3 separate regions of the Mus musculus genome follow, and regions 1 and 3 are each linked to region 2. Evidence: chromatin loops called from intact Hi-C (ENCODE). Cell type or tissue: left cerebral cortex. All regions are shown on one strand.

Evidence for each region. A loop is a pair of places that touch in the nucleus more often than their neighbours do. Peaks named below come from ENCODE experiments on the same cell type or tissue, not always from the same donor. Only the 100,000 strongest peaks of a DNase experiment are listed, where the experiment ranks them.
Region 1: it touches region 2 in a loop (2.0-fold over the local background); 21 of 42 quality-filtered maps call a loop at or near these places.
Region 3: a loop joins it to region 2, with 2.6 times the contacts of the local background. A loop is called at or near these places in 6 of 42 quality-filtered maps.

Annotation. Positions count from the first base shown.
Region 1 is chr14:64,874,516-64,879,515 of GRCm38, reverse strand. All of the region lies in intron 4 of Hmbox1 (homeobox containing 1), which reads left to right. Among named protein-coding and RNA genes, the nearest start is that of Hmbox1, 73 kb to the left of the region's middle. In left cerebral cortex, a CTCF peak has its summit at 2,912 (motif pointing left); a DNase peak (open chromatin) is centred at 2,921.
Region 2 is chr14:64,946,938-64,951,937 of GRCm38, reverse strand. Hmbox1 (homeobox containing 1) reads left to right here and starts at 2,081. Exons shown (of 10, transcript NM_177338.6): 1 at 2,081-2,361. Ints9 (integrator complex subunit 9) reads right to left here and starts at 1,645. Exons shown (of 17, transcript NM_153414.5): 1 at 1,571-1,645. The coding sequence starts at 1,579. In left cerebral cortex, a CTCF peak has its summit at 1,970; DNase peaks (open chromatin) are centred at 1,888, 2,853 and 3,090; H3K4me3 peaks cover 3,226 bases; H3K27ac peaks cover 2,515 bases.
Region 3 is chr14:64,649,453-64,654,452 of GRCm38, reverse strand. Kif13b (kinesin family member 13B) reads right to left here and starts at 1,912. Exons shown (of 40, transcript NM_001081177.2): 1 at 1,797-1,912. The coding sequence starts at 1,851. In left cerebral cortex, no CTCF peak of the experiment used is centred here; DNase peaks (open chromatin) are centred at 1,275, 1,706 and 2,021; H3K4me3 peaks cover 2,485 bases; H3K27ac peaks cover 1,604 bases.

The sequences.
Region 1 (5,000 bases), 72 kb after region 2:
ATGATCACATTTATTAAGCAAAAGCTGTGGTTTACCATCTTCTAGATAGCTTAATTTTAACTGGCTGTTAATATTTACTACTTTGATGATTTTGCCTACCTTTTCAGTACAGTAAATGTTAACTAAACACTTATTTGATACATTGACTACAATGTCCATGTATCACAAAGATAAGGTTTCTACTTAGACACACACACACACACACACACACACACACACACACACACACACACGGGAGTAAATCATCAGATCCTTAATGCATGCTAGACAAGTGCTGTCCCAGAGTTATGGCAGTTCCAGTCTATAATTGATTGACTTTATTCTTTAAAATACAGCTCTTGTATTAGTAATATTTTCTTTTTTAAGTCCTCTAGTTTTAACCATGTAATTTATCCTACAGAAATGCTTTCTTATATCTTGAAGGATAATGGTATAATAATGTTTATTGTATGTGACATGGTAGCATAAAGCTGTGCATAACCTGTGTCCATCAGATGGAAGCTGTTAGGTAAATTATGACTCATTTGCATTATGTGTTACTGTCAGTCCAGAAACGAATAAGGCAACTCTGTTGTAAGCAGAGTGAGTAAGAGAGTTAGCTGGAGGGTATGGATACAAAATGACTTAATTCTTTTTCTTTTTTAATTTATATGACATGCATGAGTTCTGTGTTTTAGAACATAAAGCCCAGGCCCAATTTAATAAATATACGCACCATTACAAGTTTAAAAGAGTATGTCGTAGCACGAGTCAGTCTAAATCTCAGCTCTTTATGTACTGCCTGGTACCAGAATCACTGTGGTGGTTTGCATATGTGCGGCCCAGGAAGTGGCACTATTAGAAGGTGTGGCCCTGTTTGAGTAGGTGTGTCACTGTGGGTGTGGGCTTTAAGACCCTCATCCTAGCTGCCTGGAAGTTAGTGTTCTGCTAGCAGCCTTCAGATGAAGATGTAAAACTCTCAGTTCTGCCTGCACCATGCCTGCCTGGATGCTGCCATGCTCCCACCTTGATGATCATGGACTGAACCTCTGAACCTGTAAGCCAGCCCCAATTAAATGTTGTCCTTTATGATTCTTGCCTTGGTTATCGTGACTGTTCACAGCAGTAAGACGCTAACTAAGACAGTCGCAGTAAGATTTGTGTGGTTTGGGACAGTTGATACTGGCTTGGACGGATGCTCTGTTGCTGGTTTCTTGTGTATTGTTGTAGACTGGTACAGAATGTTGCCTTAGTTGACTTTCATTATTGAGTGAATTCTATTCTCCCAACTTAAATCCCACTTAGTTGTGGTATAATTTTTTTTAATATGTGGTTGGATTCAGTTTTCTGGTAATTTATTGAGGATTTTTACATATGCATTCATATGGGATATCAGGCCACGGTCCTCTTTGCTCTCAGTACCTTCATCTGGTCTGGTTATGGGCAGCACCGCTTTCATGGCTTGAGTTGGAAATAGTTGGTAATTTAGGTTTTTTCTCCTAGACTTTTGTTCACTTCACCTTGATTACAGATTTGGTTGAGATACCACTGTTCACAAGATTTCCTCATGGCCCTTTTTATGTCTGCAGAGATGAGCCCCAGCCTCACCAGTGAGTTCTTTTTCTTTTGGCTTGTGTGTCTAGCTGAAGGCGTACTTGCACCTGCAAGCTTCTGTCAAAGCACTGCCTTGGCCTCTCCATTGTGAAAGTTTATGATATGGCTTTTTTCTTACATCTCAAAGTTATTTTATAATTTCTTCCTTGGCTCATTGGCTAGGAAAGTATTGTTTAATTTCTCTGTGTTGTTGGGTTTCCCAGGGTTTTTCTCTGCTGTTTTCTTTTTCTCATTTAACTCAGTAGCTTCTACATTTTAGGCATGCACTCCACCACTGCTGCCTCCAGATGCCACTGATCCCATAGCAACTGGAGAAATAATCTGTTTATTCCTTCTGGAAATAGTGTCACCTTTTCTGGAGAGTGTTCCATGTACACTTCTCTGTAGTTTGAGGACTGAGGGACATGTCATTCTCTAAAGTAGAGTAAATGTCACCTTGGTAAACATGAGAGTGACACGTTTTCTGCATGTGCTGGGTAGAACGTTTGCTCGGCTTTGCTTCCTGTGCATGTGTTGTTTCCTTACTGTTCTCTAACTATTTTATTTCTGGAAAGTGGGGTACCTACAAGTGGTGTGTTAGTTTTATGAGTTTCTCCCTTCAGTTCTCATTAGGTTTTTGTTGCATGGAGTTTCCCCTCCCATAATTCCTCCCATTCCCCTGGACCTTCCCTTTCCCCCAAATCCACCCGCACACCCATCTCCCTAGAAAAAAGCAAGCCTCTGAGGGACATCAGCTGAACACAGCACAACAAGATATAGTAAGACCAGGCACAAACCAAGGTGGCAAGGCAACCCAGTAGGAGAAAAAGGGTTCTACGATCAGGCAAAATAGTCAGAGCTATCCCCCACTCTCATTGTCAGGAGTCCACCCTCAAAAACACCAAGCCAACCACCATAACCTAGATGGAGAAGACTTCATGTAGACCCATGCTGGTTCCACAATTGCCAATTCTGTCTCTATGAGCCCTGCTTAGTTCATTCTTTTGGGTTATCCTCTCCTGTGCTCTTGACCCCACTGGCTCTCACTGTGACTTCCCTTAAGCTCTCACTGTGACTTCCCTTAAGCTCTAAGAGGAGTGACCTAATGAAGACCTCCAACCTGGGCTGTCTCTTCACCTAATATCTAGCTGTGAATCTCTGTGGACGGCCCTTCAGCTGATGATGAGTGGACTTGGCACCAGTCTATGAGTATAGCAGACCATCATTAGGGATCATTTCATAGACAACCCCATACCCGCACTGCATTTGGTTCTACTCAGGTCTCTGGGTTATGCAACTTTTGGTTGCTGGTTATCCAGGCAGTGTCAGGCTTGGGCTCCCTCTTGTGGCATGGGCCTCAAATTAGACCAGTCATTGGTTAGACACTCCTACATGTTCTGCTCCATCACTGCCCTAGCACATTTTGTGAACAGGACAGATTGTAGGTCGAAGGTTTTGTGGCTAGGTTGGTATCCTAGTCCCACCACTGGAAGCCTTGCCTGCTTATAAACGATGTTCAGGCTCTATGTCCTCCATTAGTAGGAGTCCTTGTCAGGGACCACCTTGTATATTACAGAGGGTTTCAATTGCACTAGGTTTCTACATTACCCTGCAAATGCCTTCCTTTTCCAGTTTTCTCTCCCATGCTCTCTTCCTTTACCCTCACACTTGATCCTTCCTATTTCCATTCTGGCTTTCCCCTAGTCCACCTGCAAAATCTATTCTATTTCCTCTTCTCAGGAGATCCATGTTTACCCCCTTGAGCCTTCCCTGTTACTTAGCCTCTCTGGGTCTGTAGATTGTAGCATGATTATCCATTATTTACCAGCTAATATCCTCTTATAAATAAGCACAAACCATGTTTGTCTTTCTGGATCTGAGTTACCTCACTCAGGATAATTTCTTCTAATTCCATCCATTTGCCTGTAAATTTCATGTTGTCATTTCTTTTTAACTGATGAGTAATATTTTTACATTTTCTTCATTAGTTCTTCAGTTTAGGGACATCTATGCTGTTTCTAATTTTTGGCTATTATAAATAAACCCACTGTGAACATAGTTGAGCAAATGTCCTTGTGGTATGATGGAGCATCCTTTGGGTAACTGCCCAAAAGTAGCATAGCTGGATCTTGAAATAGATTGATTCTCATTTTCTGGAGGAACTGGCACATTGATTTCCATAGTGGCTTTACAAATTTGCACTTCACCAGCAATGGAGGAGTGTTCCCCTTGCTCCACATCCTCACCAGCATGAGCTGTCACGTGTGTTATTGATCTTAGACATTCTGACAGGTGTAAGATGGAATCTCAAAGTAGTTTTGATTTGCATTTTCCTGATGGCTAAGGATGTTGAACATTTCTTTTAAGCAGTTTCAGCCATTCACAATTCCTTTATTGAGAATTCTTTGTTAAGTCCTGTACCCTATTTTTTAATTGGATTATTTTGTTAGTTGATGTCTAGTTCCCAGAGTTCTTTTTGGTTAGTTTTGTTTTGTTCTTCAGACAGGGTTTTTCTGTGTAGTCCTGACTATCCTGGAACTCAAGTAGCAGGCCAGGCTGGCTTCAAACTCAACTGTTTGTGCCTCCACAGTGCTAGGATAAAAAATATGTGCCACCACGGCCAGCTGAGTTATTTATAATTTTGTATATTAGCCTTCTATCAGATGTGGATGGTGAAAATCTTTTCCCTTTCTGTAGGCTGCCATTTTGCCCTATTGATGGTGTCATTTGTCTTACACAAGCTTTTCAGTTTCATGAGGTCCCATTTATTAATTGTTGATCTTCATGCCTGTTTTATTGGTGTTCTGTTTAAGAAGTTGTCTCCTGTGCCAGTGTGTTCAAAACTATTATTTCCCACTTTTCTCTTGTATTGGCTCAGTGTGTCTAGTGTTATATTGAGGTCTTTGATCCACTTGGACTTGAATTTTGAGCAGTGTGATAAATATGGTTCTATTTGCATTCTTATACAGTCAACATCCAGCTATACCAGCACTGTTTGTTGAAGATGTTTTCTTTTTTCCATTTTGTATTTCTGGCTTTTTTTTTTAAATTAAAAATCAGGTGTCCATAGGTATGTGGGTTTATTACTGGGTCTTCTATTCAAGTCCATTGGTCAATGTGTCTGTTTTTATGCCAATACCATTTGGTTTTTATTACTATGTCTCTGTAATAACGGCTTGAAATGAATATAACCAGAAGTTCTTTTATTGTTGAGGATTGTTTTAATCCTTGGCTTTTTGTTTTTCCTTATGAAGATGAGAATTGTCCTTTCAAAGTCTATAAAGAAGTGTGATGGAATTTAGATGCTTATGTTTAATCTGTTGATTGCTTTTAGTAGGATGTCCATTTTTATTATGTTAATTCTACTCATCTATGAGCATGGGAGATTTTTCCATCTTCTGATATCTTCCTCAATTTTTTTCTTCAGA
Region 2 (5,000 bases):
TCCTAGGCAACCATGCTGCCACTGACATAGATCCCTAGTCCCTATAATATACAAAACCCATAGCCAACCTCACATTTTTAAAGCAGTAAACAGAGCTAAAATGTAAGGACCTGAGAAAGTTTATTCAAACCCTTTGGTAGGCACAGCACACAAGTTTAACCTACTGAGAAACTATTTTGATATTCGGATAGTAATTATTGGATTAATTATTGGATCTACACTGTTTGAAAGGGAAGATAATAATTAGAATACTTCTTTTTCTTTTCTTTCTTTTTAATACTTCCTTTTCTTGATTTCTTTTTCTCTCTCTTTTCTTTATCTTTCTTTCTTTCTTTTTTTGAGACAGGATTTCTCAGTATAACTTCCCTGGCTATCCTAGAACTCAGAGGTCTGCCTGCCTCTGCCTCCTGAGTGCTGGAATTAAAGGTGTGCCACATCTGGTTTCTTTTCGCCAGCTTTTGATTCTGAAAGGGAATGGCTAATTTTCCATTTGCTCCTTCCCTGCTTTAACCTCTGTGTATACGTTAAGCAAGAAGATTTTATGAGTAAAGCAAAAAGTACCTAAGTTCTGATACCCTCCCAAAGAAGTTGTTCTGAGAGGCCAGCCTGGGCTACAAAGAGAATTCCAGGACAGCTAGGGCTACACAGAGAAGCTCTATCTCAAAAAAACAGAAGAAGAGAAAAAAAAAAAAAAGTTGTTCTGGAATAAACGTTTCTGCATCGCTTCTCTCTTAAACAGAACATACCAAACACACTTCACTCTATTGAGGATATTTCTCTCCACGTAGCAATTAGGAAGATTCTACAGTAAGTTGGCAGTGAGAATGTAGGGAATAGGAGGGCGACGACAAGCATTTCACACCTGCGTTCAATTTCCTTATTACTCTATTACTTATTCCATTAAGCTTGAATAAAACAACTTGTTAGAACGGTGTGCTCAGAAAAATGGGGCAAAGCAAATATCTGAAAAGGCCACCTGTCAGCTTAGTGTTTTGCCACACAGTTACTTCTTCAGGAGGCATGTTTTATCTAGAGCTGTTTATTTCAAGCAGGCTTTAGACGGGAATCCTTCAAGGGCACCACCCTTTAGCATCTCTTTCTTGTAATTCGAACTGCAGTTAGGAGTAACAGGACATTTAGACCTTCTGTCTGATCGCTCCTACTTTCTGTTCAGATCGGAATCCAGCCTCGCAATATCAGTAGGAGTCCACTCAAGTGCTCATTAAGTGGAAAGTGGTTGATGATCTATTATAGCTCTCAGGTGCAGGCTGAGAAACATGACCAAACCAAAGTTTTGGAGCCTATCTTTAGCCCAAGGGTGAAGAAATGTAACATACAACCTCACGTGCGGCCAAAGGGATCTGCCAAACAGTAATGAAGACCTCCTGACAGATGCAGGAGCTGTGGGATGTGAGCAAGCGGGAATTCAAATCCCAATCGCAAAACCCAGCTCACTTTATAATTTTTAAGTGCTGACCTCCCTCCGTGATAAATCATGGTGGAGGCGACAGACTCCAAAGATATATAGCATTCATTACCTTTGCCCTCTGACTTAGTAGTGGAAACTCACCAGTTTCATATCGGACTTTTGGTTGTTCAGTACCAGTCTCTTCACTTCTAAAGACAGGGAAGGATCTTCCGGTTTAATCTCTATAGCCCAGAGCATCGCGGGACTTGGAGTCTTCACTCCTTAAGCATTTTCCAGAGCCTCACGGGAAATGTAGTTTTACTGCAGGTATCATGGGCACTGTGGGCGTCTTTCCTTTTCCTCCCTTTTCTCTCTAATCACCTCCTTCCGTCCGCTCAAATTCATCGCCGCCGCCAATTCATCCTTCCTTTCCATCCCAGCATGATATCATGTCCCTCATCTGGGTCTAGCATCCATGGTATTCTGGGATGTGTAGTCCGCACGATTTCAGCTCCCAGCTCCCCTCCTCCCTGTGGGAAGGCGTATGGGCGCAGTGCCTGCTGGAAGCTGTAGTTCCCTAGGGCCTCAGACCCTCAACTCTGCACTTTTCCTCTAGGGAACCGGAAACTACAACTCCCAGGGATGCCCAGCGGCAGCAGGTGGGAGCGGGGCTGTTGCTATCAATATGGCGGTTGTCAGCCAGACAAAGACAGTCAGTCTGATGTGATTGAGACAAGGGAGGTTTTCAGGGGGAGACTGGGAGATAGGGGCCTCCCCTCCCCCCTAGGCTCTTCCTGCGCGGGCCTGGAGCCCTCCTCAGCCCCTCCCGCAGGGCGCCCCGCGGTGAAGATCCCCTCCCCCTCCCGCCTTCCTCCTCCCTCCCTCAGCCTTGCACTGGGACGCTGGGGAGGGGGCTGAGCAGGGTGCAGAGAACTCTCAGCTGGATTTCCAAGGTGAGTGGGGTCGTTTGCAAGCTGGACTGCCTCAAGTCTCTTTTCCTCACTTCTCTCATTACTTTAAGGAAAAAAAAATGTCGAGATGTTTGGGGGGGAGAGAAAGTGAGTAGGCGCCACAGATGGGTCTCTGGAGTAGCCAGGTTGAGCATAGGGGAGCAAGTAGGGGTACTTCCGAGGGGGCGGCCGTGCGCGGGCTGTGGGGTGGGGCAGTTTGTGAGGGGCGGGCGTGGAGAGGCGTCGATGGCTTCCCAACTTCTCTCTGGTCTTCAGGACCGGCGGAAGGTTTGAATCCTGGAGTTGGGGGGTCTTCCTGCTTGGGAGTTTGAGAAACTGTAAGGTGGTTTCGAGGTGTGCTGGTTTGTTTGGGGAGTGTCTCGCTGTGTTTTAAACTGTGACGTGTACTTGGGTGCTGCGATCGTCTTGAAGGAATGTCTGTAGATGGTAAGTTAGATGGCTGGAGTCAGAGATAAGCGGCCTGGGCTTGGGAAGCACGCAGGAGTCCCGGGCTGGACTTTTGGTCCAAGGATCTTGTGCAGGGTTTGGGGGGGCTCAGTAACTCGTTAGTGTCTGGGCGCCCAGCTCACACTCGGTGCCCTACTCTGGGCCAGTCTCCACCCCAAACTCCCGGCAGGACTATATAGATGATGTGATGTGGAGATGCATCTTTGCCTCAAGTCGGCAGCTAAAGGTGGGAAAGGAAAAGTGTCTCTTAGTATTTTATTCCGGAACCGTGTTTGGGTTACACTATTGGGGCTACTTTGAAAGGAGTCCTCCACCCACCTTCACCCCGAAACAGTAAGTAGAGGTATCTTGTCATCTTCATGCTCAGTAGCTTGCCAGTTATTTAAAATTCGGGAACGTGGGGCTGGGAATCTCGAGTGCTAAATGCCATCCGCATCGCTGTCTTCTAATGAGACAGAACGTCTGCTCTGTATCCTGAGGTAGATAAGGCGACTTATTTTCGTAGTTGAAAAAACTGTTGGAAATTTTTTGCGGAGAAGAGGGTTGACTGTGCGCTGAAAGGCGCTGTGGTCTTTTTTTGTTTTTTGTTTTTTGTTTTTTGTTGTTTGTTTTGTTTTTTCTTCTACCCCACCCTGTTCTGTGTCACAAATGCTTGAAAACTGGTATGGAAGAGTGAGGAAGCATTGGGTGAGTGAAGCAAAGAATGCACTTAGCAGTAAAGATACACGCTTCGTAAAGTTGAATGATAAAAGTGATTGCTATTTTTATTTTTGTCTGAAGCTTAAAAAAACCCTCGTCTGTTATATAGGGTATAGTCACGTGCCCCTTTTTCTGGGGACCTGCAGATAATAGAAATCTTTGCCTTCTCTTTCCTATCTTTCCTTAGCTTCCTCTCTCCCCCACCCCCTTCCTTCCTTCCTTCCTTCCTTCCTTCCTTCCTTCCTTGGCACAGAACATTTCTCTTCCCGATGGACATAATACCTCCTGTACTTTTTTGCTTAGTTTGTGCTAATATGGGCTGTGCTTTTTGTGGTTTCACTATAAAATGCATCGTTAAGTGAAAAGGACCCGAATTTGTTGTTATTTTGCATTTATGCCACAAGTCATTATCACATCAGGTTTGCAGTGCTTTGCATTAAACTTATTAAAATTGCACGGCTAAGTTGCTGGATCTGGTTGTATTATGCTTATAAGTCAAGTTTGGGAAATTTTATTTTATTTTTCCATTTTCAATTAGGGTTGGAATGAAACATCTCTTGTTTCTCACAGTCTTGAATATTTAATGACATTACACCAGGAGAATTTAAGATCATACATTTTGTACTCCCTCAGTCCAAAATACATCTTCTTCAATCACTCTCTGTGATAATTTTGTGATATCATAGACTTTTAAATCACTAAAAGAATAATTGGCATTATTTCTATTTTGACTTGAGAATTTCATGTATTATGTGTTTGGTCAAGAATGTGTTAGTTCTTGAGTTCTTCTGTTAGCTATGGGCTTTTAGATTCCATAGCATCACACTGGGATTTATGGTAGTTTTAGTCTTTGATTTGAAATTTCTGCTGTTGATCATTCCCACAGATAAGGGGACTGTGTTTGCATGAAGTTGAGTGTTAAGTATGTGAATGGACCTAAATATAATTTTGTACACAGTGTGCTGTTCCAAGCTGAGCCTATGGTTTGTTGAAGACCAGGATTTTCAGAATTACTTGTTTGAGGCTTTATCTTAACCTGAAACATTATTTTTCAAAAACTGGAAGAAAATTCCATGTAACAACAAAATAGTTGTTTACTTGTAGTTTTCCAAAATGTATTCTAGTAGATATTGAATTTTTACATGTTTAATAATCATTTTAGATATGACAAACTAAAATGTTCCAACCTAGAAAAATGAGTGTTTTTCATCTACCCTTACCTTGAATCTTCTTCTTGTTTATTTTCATCAATGGAATTGTGAAGTTATTTATGGGAAAAACATTCGTTAAACTTTTTCTGACTAGTAGTCTGGAAATAATGGCTCCATGTACACTGAATCTTCCTTATATTCACTGGGCTGATTCTGTTGCATTTTGAGTACTGGGGCATTAAAATGATGTAAAGCCTTTACTGCAGACTAAAGCATAAAACACTCTCAGCATGTGGAAGTCATATGGTTTATGAAAAAACGGAG
Region 3 (5,000 bases), 300 kb after region 2:
GAGGCTGAGGGAGGAAGATGACTGCAAGTCCCAGGCCACCCTGGTCTACACAGAGACTGCCTCTAAATAAATGAAAAAAAAAAAAAAAATAGGACTGGGGAGATGCCTGGGTGGTTGGTTGAACTCAGATGGTTTAATGGATGAAAACCAAGTGAGGACCAGAGTTCAGATCCTTAGCACCTAAGTTTTAAAAAGAAAAGAAGGGTCAGGTGTTGTGGCGAATGCCTTTAATCCCAGCACCAAAGATCTGGGCAGAGGCAGGCATATTTCTATGAATCTGAGGCCAGCTTGGTCTACATAATGAGTTCCAGGGCTATGTACAGAGACCCAGTCTCAAAAATAGGAAAGAAAGAGAAAGGAAGGAATACAAGGAACAGCTAGAAATCATTCAACGAATATCTCAAAACTCTGAGCATTAGTAACAGCCACTGTCAGAATTACAAGCATAGCAAATTAAAGACAGTAGCTTCCTCCCAGTAAGAGAAAACAAGGAAGAGTCCGGCTCTAACTATCTGTGCCAAACCCTGCTGTGGTGGCTGGTTAGAGGCCTCCTTCAGCACTGACATTTCCAAGGGTTTTGCAAAAAGGAAATTTTAAGAATGTGCTGAACCCTTCCTTTCCGAATCATTCCCAGATATGTCGGATTTCATTTGGCTGTTTTCTTTTTTTCTTTAGTTTTTTTTTAATCGCAGTAATGATCACAATGAGGTGAAGTGATCTAAAATAAAGATGTCTGGATACTCAAAAAATGGGAGAACTGAAAACTTTCAGACTTCTAAGCTACTCACTCTGTTTTGTGAGAACCTGGATGTTAGGAGGCAATGAGCTGAGAGCTTAAAAAGTTCCGTCTTCAGGGGAAAAGCTTGCCTCATAGACTTCAGCAGGTTCAAGTAGGCAAACCAACGACAAGAAAACAGAGACACCAAGTTCCCAAGGAACAACCAACCAGAGAAATCTTTGTTAACTTTTACACCTACTTACCTCAATACATACACAAAAGGGCAAGGAGACAGAAAAACTATTTCCTACACACTAGACTTTAAACACAGTAAAACAAACTAGAAACCTTGGAAAATGACTCCTGCACTTAATAATGGCTCTAGCTAGTCAGTAGTCTAAATCAATTAGCAGCAATTCCATCTCCCGGGAGCGCGGCAGCAACCTCAATAACAAGACTTGTCTAGAAAGTGTTTTCAAACACATCACCTCATTTTAAGTACCCTGCCCAGTCACCCTCTGGTGAAGCTACAGAGGCAAAAAGCAGCTACTCCCCGGATTCAAGTTGGGCTTCAGTCTTTCCAACTTGGATAGATGATTTACGTGTCCTGGGTTTATCTACTTTCTCTACCCTCCCTACAGACTTCAGAGCATGTCTGAAAGATACAATTTCCCAAGAATCTTGGCACTGAGACTATTTATTGTTGAGATGATGACTATCACTTCAAGCAAAAGGAAAAAAAGGAAACCTCTCGACAGTCATAAACCAGAAAAGAACTAAGAAGGCATGCATGTCCTTCCTTTTCTGCAAACAGCCACAAGGTGCAGGTTCAAGGGAGAACGTGGAAAATCGAAAAGTAGGGCTGTCCGCCCTAAGAGCTGCGTACACAGGAGGACTGCGAGGCCGGAGCTGCCCCAGGCCTGGAGAGCTCGGTGACAGCTGGCGGGGCGGAGGGCTGAGGGCCCGACCGCGCCGTCGAGGGCGCACGCGCGCTGAAGGGAGCCCGCCGAGACCCCCGGGACGCCGAAGCTCTACCACCACAGGCACCTGTCGCCCCCGGCCCGGGACAAGCGCTCACCTCGTCGGTTCATTGGCCGGACCCGTACCGCCACTTTCACTTTGGAGTCTCCCATCGTGCTACCGCCGGGGTTCTCACTGCACCTCCGTCTACCTCGGCCACCGGACAAACTCTCCGAGGCCAACCCGGCGGGCGGGGGCTGTGGGGGAAAAGGGGGCGGGACCGACGAGGGGCGAGGACCGGTGCGTCCCGGGGCATGCTGGGATGTGTAGTTCCCACAAGTCAGGCCGAGGCGCTGGCGGGAAAATTCGCGCGCCGCTCTCTGGAACTTGTAGTCATCTGTCGCCGTTTTACAATTGTGCCGCTGTTCCTGTACCTCCCTCTCCTTTCTTTTCCTTCTCTTTCTTTACTTCTTCCTCTCTCTTCCTTCCTTCCTATCTGTTGCAGGATTTTCCCTGTCCATCCCGCAACACCTAACTTCTCTTTTGTGTGCGTGTGGAGAGTTTTCTGGACATTAAAATTAGCACTTTATGAATGGTAGGCAAGCGCTCTATCCTTGAGTTATATTCCCAGCCTTCCTTTTATTATTTTTTGAGATAATAAAAGTAGAGATAGTTTATTAAGAAAGAGAAAGCCAACTGGCCATGGTGTCACAGGCCTTTAACCCCAGCACTTGGGAAGCAAAAATAGGCTGATCGCTGTTGAGTTTGAGGCCAGTCTGGTCTATAGCATGAGATCCAGTATAGCCAGGAATATAAAGAGAAACCCTGTCTCAAAAAAAGAAAAAAGAAAAAGAAAGAAAGAAAAGGCACTTCTAAGAATAGGAATGGGCTAGTGAGCTGGGAAAATACATACACTGCCTTGTTGGTGCTGGGCCTTTCCCCTTCTGTGTAATGTACTTGTTATTTATTTATTTATTTATTGGATGTGTGTGTGTGTGTACACATGTGGGAGCATGTGTCAAAAGACAACTTTCAAGAGTCAGTTCTCTCCTTCTATCTACCCTGTGGGTCCTAGGGATGGAATTCAGTTATCTGGCTAGCAAGCCAGAACATTTACCCACTGAACCATCTCAATGGCCCTGTTTGGAGTTTTGTTATAGTTTTTCATTGGATGGGTGGGGTTTTTGGGGTTTGTTTTGTTTTGTTTTTTTACTTCTTTTTCTCTTCTTTTTTTATGTTTATGGATGTTTGCCTGAATGTATATCTGTATGCCTGTGCTGAATTCAGAAGAGGGCATCCGATCCCCTGGACCTAGAATTACAGAGAGTTGCGAGCCACCACATAGGGGCAGAGAATAGAGCCCAGTGAGCCAGCTCTCCAGCCCCTGTGCTTTGGGTTTTGATAGAGGTCCACATGAGTTGCTCAAATTAGCTTTTTACTTGCAATCTTCCTGTCTCACCCTCTCAAGTAGCTGGAATAACAGACCTGAGGCCTCTCTCGCCTGCCTCTGTATCTAGCCCTAGCTGGTCTGTAAACTCACTCAGTAGACAGACTGGTCTCCACTTCAGAGATCCATCTGCTTCTGCCTTCTAAGTGCTGGAGCTAAAGGTTTGCACCTCGCCTCACCTCGATTCTGCAGGACTCTTAAACTCTAGCAATCTGTATTGAGACTACGGTGTCCAAGAACTGACCCTTCATCTGAAAACCTCTTCCTCTCCTTTTTAAGACCTCTGGGTTTGATCCTTGATTTTGATGATTTTCTCTGACTGCCTTGTCCCCCTCTTGTTTCTTTACTGACTTATCCTTCAGGATAAATGGATGCATTCAACCTTGACCACAGCCTCTGCATCCTCTGAGTCATAACCTTGGGTTATGGAAACAAACTTAACTCAAATCCCACTCATTTGCCAACCTGTGGTCACGGTCAACTTATTTGGCCACTCAAATTTCATCTTTTTTAATGTGTAAAGTGGAGACCCTGTGTCACCCAACCTGCAGTGACATTTATCGTGTGAGTCAATGAAACCAAAGTGTAAATACTGTTTATCAGCCTCACAGAGACTGCTGGTTGGTGGTTTGTGCACCAAGTCTATCCTACAAACATGTTCTGTTTAGCCAACACAAAAGTCAGATTTGGGGTGCATTAATGACCCTTACTATATGTTAGTAACACTAAATCAAACAGGAATAGCACTGGACATACTATAATCCCAGCACTCAGCAAACCGAAGCAGGAAGATTGCCATAAATTGAGACGAGTCTAGGCTCCAAGCTCCTACCTCAGCCTCCCAACTACTGGGACTACAGATGTGAGCTTCAATGCCCAGCCCCACTCTAGCTTTTTAAACTGGGGCAGTGAGATAAGAAAAAAGAAGGTTAAGAAGTTTCAACAGGAAATTTTATTTACATGGAAATTCAGGACAAAGGCCCTGAGGAATTGTGGTTAGTCTCCCTTTGGACTCAAGGTCTCTTGATCCTCAGTGAAGATGCAGAAGATTCTTAAGGCCTGTAAGTCACCACCCAGCGACAGGTGAGAGAGGAAAGACAGCTAGCTGCAGGTTACAACCTGCAGCCTGGAGAGCCCCAGGGGCTCCACAGCCAGATAAACCGAAACTGGAGCTGTTCAAGTTAGCGTGCTGGGGGGCGGGGGGTGCAGTGGGTTGCCAAGAGGAGGGAAAGCCCTGGTTTCTGCCTAGTCACCTTGGAGGGGAATGGGAAGAGAAGAGAGAAAAAGCACTCTGTGCTTTTGTTTTGTAAATGGACAACCTTGGATGGGGTAGGTGTTCTGTAGAGGTTGAAAATAGATGTGAGATATTATCAGTTAACTGCGGCTAGGAGAGACTCATTTTACCCCCTGGATTTTGCAGATCTATCTAATCTGAGACTGACTTCTTGTTTTCTATTTGTTCCATTCATGTGGCAGTTTCTGATGCTGAGGGACTTTCCTTACTCCTTCTGTTTATTTCTTTCTTTTGAGGGGTTTGTTTGTTTTGCTTTTGAGACAGGGTCTCACTATGAAGCTCTGGCTGTCCTAGAACTCACTATGTCGACCAGGCTGACCTTATACTAACAGCAACCCATCTCCCAGCTGCTCCCAACTGCTAGGATTAAAGGGCTGCCTCACTATGCTCCCAGTCTGTTTCTTCATGGTCATCTTTGACCTGATGGTACTAACCGAATACCTACTTCATGCCAGCCGCTACCCTAAGCCCTTTACATCTCTGAGCCTGTTTAATTCTCACACAGACTGGATGGAGCAGTTAATGTTATTGCCTCTACACTGAGGATGTAAAGCAGAGTAACATTCAGGTGAAGCCATGCT